Regions from separate parts of the Homo sapiens genome. Here region 2 is linked to region 1. A link is an interaction called in ENCODE POLR2A ChIA-PET data of the cell type or tissue named here. Cell type or tissue: K562. All regions are shown on one strand. Each heading gives the region's core, and the rest is flanking DNA. Links, peaks and the distances in the headings are about the cores only. Region 1 overlaps ATR (ATR checkpoint kinase). Region 2 overlaps ATR (ATR checkpoint kinase).

Region 1 (2,871 bases), core at 372-2,871:
AAAATGCATTTTATTTCTTTTTGCCTCTGCTACATCACCTAGAACTTGCTTAATAGAAAAACTTACTGAAATTAACAAATGTTTTTAAGTAACATAAACTCTAGACACAAAGAATCAAAGGGCCAGGCGTGGTGGCTCATGCCTGTAATCACAGCACTTTGGGAGGCTGAGACGGACTGATCACTTCAGGTCAGGAGTTCCAGATCAGGCTGCCCAACATGGTGAAACCCTTTCTCTACTAAAAGATAGAAAAATTAGCCAGGCGTGGTGGTGGGCGCCTATAATCCTAGTTACTTGGGAAGCTGTGGCACTGAGGCAGGAGAATCGCTGGGACATGGAGGTGGAGGTTGCAGTGAGCCAAGATCGCACCACTGCACTCCAGCCTGGATGACAGAGTGAGACTTCATCTCAAAAAAAAAAAAAAAAAAAAGCAAGTTTGTATATGCTACTAAATAAAGTCCTTAAAAAAAAAAAAGAATCAAAGAACAAGTAGTTACATTTGCATATGAAAGCAAAACAACTTAGTGCTATGTATCTTATTTAAATCAGCGCTGGCCAATAGAAATATAACGTAAGCCATAATTTTGTTATTTTCTGGTAGCCACATTAAGAAAAGAAACAGGAAAAAAACAATTGATCCTAACAATATATCTGAAATATTAGGTGAATGTGTAATCGATATAAAAATTATTCATGAGATCTTTTACATTCTTTTTTCTGGTACTAAGTCTTTGAAACCCACTGTGTATCTTATATTTACAGCACATCTCAATTTAGACTAGCCGCATGTGAGGTGGTCAATGGTCACATTTGGCTAGTGGCTACCATAGTATAGGGCATCACAAATTTAACAAAAAATTCAAAATCTGTAATTACAAGGTAACATGAATTGTTTTAGACAAAGTCAGGAGACATTATGATAAACCACAGTAATTTCACAAGTATCATTTAAAAATGTGAACAAAGAGGAACATGGGAAGAGGAGCCAGGATTGTGGGTAGTGGTCAGAGTTTCTTACAAAGTTTCATTTTGTAAAGATTATGTACTCATGTATTATTTGTGTAATTTTTAAAAATCAGTTTTAGAAAAATGTAAATTGATTACCATTCATTAGATCTACTATCAGAAGAAAGAAACTTGGCCGGGCGTGGTGGCTCATGTCTGTAATCCCAGCACTTTGGGAGGCTGAGGTGGGCGGATCACTTGAGCCCAGGAGTTTGAGACCAGCCTGGGCAACATGGTGAAACCCCGTCTACAAAAATACAAAAATTAGCCAGGCATGGTGGCACACACCTGTAGTCCCAGCTACTTGGGAGGCTGAGGTGGGAGGATCGCTTGACCCCAGGAGGCAGAGGTTGCAGTGAGACATGTTCATGCTATTGAACTCCAGCCTGAGCAACAGGTGAGCCAGTCTCAAAAAAAAAAAAAAAAAAAGAAAAAAGAAAGAAAACTCACAGGAGTGAGCACTTCTTATTTTGTGACTTCTACCCTGGAACTGAGCTAAGAGGGTATAACTTTTCAAAAGCATACTATAAAATTTGAGTATTAATGTAAGTATTATATAAAGCTTAGGCACCTCCTCTGAGGTAAGCATCAAATACCAGGATAACCAAGACAGAATGCACCTGCCCTAAAATAATTTGCAGATTAAAGGACAAACAAGAGGTAATTATGGTTAAGAACTGACAGGCCCAAGAAAGAACACAAAGGGACACTCAGCCCTGAGCAGGGCCCTGTCAGTCATGGCTTCCTTAACGAGGTGATACAAAACTGACTCCCTAAGGGACAAGGCAGTGAAATAAGGGTAAGAGGGAGGGTAGTCCAAGCACTGGAAACTGTAAGAGGCTCTATGTGGCTAAAGCCTTTAGAGATGCAGCTGAAGAGGGAAGATAAGGTTAAATTTCAAAGGACTGGCTAAGTAGTTTGGATTTTACACTGAAGGCAATGTGTAAGCACTGAAGGATTTTAAGGAAGTAAAAATTAAGCAAGTTTTAAAAAACTTGCTTATTTCCCTGTTTAAAAGATTCCAATGGTTTCCCATCACACAATAAAATCTCACTCCTTTTTCTAGCCTCCAAGGTGCTGAAGGATGTGGCCCTTGCCTACCCCTCCCTGTTTAACTCATACCACTCCCCTCTTTACTCCCTGTGCTCCAGCCTTCTTACTATCCTTTTAAAAGTAGGCTCATTCAGCCTTGGCATGGTGGCTGAGGTGGGTGCATCACTTGAGGTCAGGAGTTGGAGACAACCTGTGCAACATGGTAAAACCCCATCTTCACTAACAATATAAAAATTAGCTCGGTGGTGCAAGCCTGTAGTCCCAGCTACAGGAAAGGGAGGCTGAGACAGGAAAATCGCTTGAACCCGGGAGGCAGAGGTTGCAGTGAGCAGAGATCACGCCACTGGAGAGGGCGAGACTCCGTCTCAAAAAAAAAAAAAAAAAAGCAGGCTCATTCCCACTTATGGGCCTTTGTACTTCCTATTCCATCCCAGATTCACGTGACTAGCTTCTTTACACCATCAAATCTCCTCTAGTGGCTAATGCTGCTGCTCCTCAGAACCTCCTCCACATCCCACTGTTCCATTTAACATTTTAATAGCAACTATCACATTTGAAAATGTCTTACAACTACAAAGCAATCTCAAGTAGGAAAATCAGAGAAGGTGATTCTGAAATGACATCTAAATGAAACCATCCAGTGTTCAGATAGAAGGAACAGCAAACGATTAAAGGCAGGAACAGCCTTGGTATCCTGGAGAAACAAGGTCAGTATCACTAGAGTAAAGTAAGCAAAAGAGGGATAAAAGGTGATGAAGTCAGAGGCAGGCTGAGCCAGATTATGTAGAACCTTAGAGGCCTTGGTAAGGAGTT
Region 2 (2,922 bases), core at 250-2,749, 76 kb before region 1:
AAATAAATAAATAAAATTAATTACATTAAACTTTTAAAATAAATATTTAGGGATTTGCAGTGAATCCCAAATTCCTAATTAAACTGGAGAATGATGGATAAAACTAAATTCAAATGTATGAAACCAAAATTTACCACCTAAATGAAGATAAAAGAAAATATGGATCCATTATAAACCAACATGAGGTATTTGCATATATTGCTGGTGCTACTATAAGAGGGCCTGGCATAGCAGATGATAGTAAAAAATTATGAAATTAATGTAGTTTTTTTCTAAGAGTGATGGAAACTTTGATACATTCACACTAGCTTTTTCCCCCTTGTATGATAGTCAGTGTCTATGATTCAGTGTTCAAGGTACAAGGATATAGCTGAGTAGCTACAGAACAGAATTAAACTCAGTGGTCCAATCTCTAGTTTCATTAAGATATCACCAAACGGGTTGATACTAAATATAATGAATTCTTCTAACTTAAAAAAACAGTGCTATGTAGTAAATTTCTTATACCTTAATTACAATATTTAGTTTATCATTTTTCCTCAGGTAGAATTCATAGACCTAAAATGTTTTCCAACATTTTCTTCTTCACCTATAAAAGTTAATATTCTTTCTAGTAATGTGATGCCTATATTTTTGGGGGGAAATATCAAACACATTTCTAAATGAAAAGGAAAGGGAAACAACAAATACCAAGCACCAATGTGCCAGGTGCTATAGATGTCTATATTATATTTGGTTATATAGAAAGCAAACTATGACATTACAAGAGGACAAACATAAGATATTTTTATTATGTTTTTCATTAGTCTCATAGTTGCCTTTCCTTAAAAGGATGTATGTTAGAATTTTAACTGTAGGGTGATTGTGAGGTAAAAAGAATGAAAGAGCTGTCTAGTGTAGCTATGCATGAAACCAAACTCACTATCAATTATTTACTCAAAAAAATTTTCCAATCCTGTCAGGTGACATTTATAGGCCAGAAATATAAAAATGGAAATTCCAAAATACCTCACAATATATTCATATCCTCGTTGGTAGGAGCCTCTTTCAAAGCTTGCAGCTGAAAGAGGTACAATTTGTTCTGCTCTCACTAGTTTCAGTGAGTCATAAAAAGCTGTGATATCTCTTTTTTTGGCTGATAATAATAGCTGTCCCAGTCTGACACTCCATGTTGTAGATTTTCCATCTGAAAAACAAATGAAGAGTCAAGAAATGTCACGGTAGCTGGGTCCAAGAGTCAGCTTTATTTCATTAGATAAAATGGTCAGCTGAAATATCAAACAGGTGGCTTCATTCCTTTTTTTTTTTTTGAGACAGAGTCTCACTCTGTGGTCCAGGATAGAGGGCTATGGCATGATTATAGCTCACTGCAGCCTTGAACTTCTGGGCTCCAGTGATCCTCCCACCTCAGTCTCCTGAGTAGGTGAACAGGCATGAGCCACCATGCCCAGCTAAGTTTTTTAAAAAACATTTTTGCAGAGACAGTCTCAGTATTTTGCCCAGACTGGTCTAGAGCTCTTGGCTTCAAGCAATCCTCCCACCTTGGCCTCCCAAAACACTGAGATTACAGGTGTGAGCCACCATGCCCAGCCTGGTTTCATTCTACTTTGAACAACTAAACAAGGCAATCATAAAACAGGCTAAGATATTAAGTATGAATGTTGCTAAGTTACTTAAGTCTGAATATTTATGTCATATTAAAACCGCTTTTTTTTTTTTTCTTTGAGATGGAGTCTCACTCTGTCACCCAGGCTGGAGTGCAGTGGCGCGATCTCAGCTCACTGCAACCTCCAACTCCCAGGTTCAAGCAATTCTCCTGCCTCAGCCTCCCGAGTAGTTGGGACTACAGGCGCGTGCCACCACGCCCAGCTAATTTTTTGTATTTTTAGTAGAGACGGGGTTTCACTGTGTTAGCCAGGATGGTCTCGATCTCCTGACCTCATGATCCGCCCGCCTCAGCCGCCCAAAGTGCTGGGATTACAGGCGTGAGCCACCGCACCCATCCTAAAACTGCTTATATTTTAAGAAGTAATTTTACCTGCTGCCAAATAGTTTTCCACCAAATCCCACTGTGACAATTTCCAAGCTGCTTCCACTCTGTACGTGTTTAATTCATCTGTCCACTCGGACCTATTAAAAGAAACCCATATCAACTAAACTTTAATTTATTTAAGGTGACATTCAGAGATTTTTCATTGGTTTACATACTCTATTTATTATATTTATTGAATTTGCATTATATTGTATTTTGTTCTTAGATATAAAATAATTATCTCTATCCAGAAACTATCCAGAAAATTTTAATCTTTCCATCCTTCAAAAATATTTTTTCACTAATTACTTCTGATACACCATTTAAAATGACATTCTTCAACAAATTAAAGTGTGCCATATATTAGAGCAGAGTTAATTCCTGAATAATAACTAAGCCCATTGTAAAAATAGCTGCATGCTTAATTTGAACAAAGAGCAAGGAAGAAAAAGAGCCAACTGAACACACATAAATTCAGAGGTAAGCAATTCCAATAACTCAGAATTCTGAATTAAATTTAAGACAAAAATACAGGGGGGCCAGTGGTATAACTTACGGACAGTTGGGAGGTATCTAGAACAATACCAAGAGCAAAAGAAAGTTACAATGATTTGTCAATGGCATAACAAAGTATATAAAACTAGCTACGTAAAATATATACCTATTTTTAAACTACTTTCAGTTAGTTTAAAATTTGAGTTTGCAAAACCAGTATGATATAGGCTAATTATTTTGTTCTAAGCATTCTACTTAGGTGACATTAGGATGACCAGTGATATTTGAGATCATGACTACACAGAAACCGCTAGGCTTTCCTCATGTTTCTTTTTTATTAATCATACTTTCTGAATTTCTGCCATATGTTTAGATCCTAGGCTAGGTACAATTTT

Evidence for each region. ChIA-PET counts read pairs that join two places held together with the same protein. Peaks named below come from ENCODE experiments on the same cell type or tissue, not always from the same donor. Only the 100,000 strongest peaks of a DNase experiment are listed, where the experiment ranks them.
Region 2: POLR2A ChIA-PET joins it to region 1 with 5 read pairs; 9 of 35 experiments call an interaction of 5 or more read pairs at or near these places.

What each region holds. Positions count from the first base shown.
Region 1 is chr3:142,573,044-142,575,914 of GRCh38, forward strand. All of the region lies in intron 1 of ATR (ATR checkpoint kinase), which reads right to left. Among named protein-coding and RNA genes, the nearest start is that of ATR, 4.3 kb to the right of the region's middle. In K562, for the core only: no CTCF peak of the experiment used is centred there; a DNase peak (open chromatin) is centred at 1,828.
Region 2 is chr3:142,497,589-142,500,510 of GRCh38, forward strand. ATR (ATR checkpoint kinase) reads right to left here. Exons shown (of 47, transcript NM_001184.4): 31 at 2,039-2,130; 32 at 1,009-1,186. Among named protein-coding and RNA genes, the nearest start is that of XRN1, 51 kb to the left of the region's middle. In K562, for the core only: no CTCF peak of the experiment used is centred there; no DNase peak of the experiment used is centred there.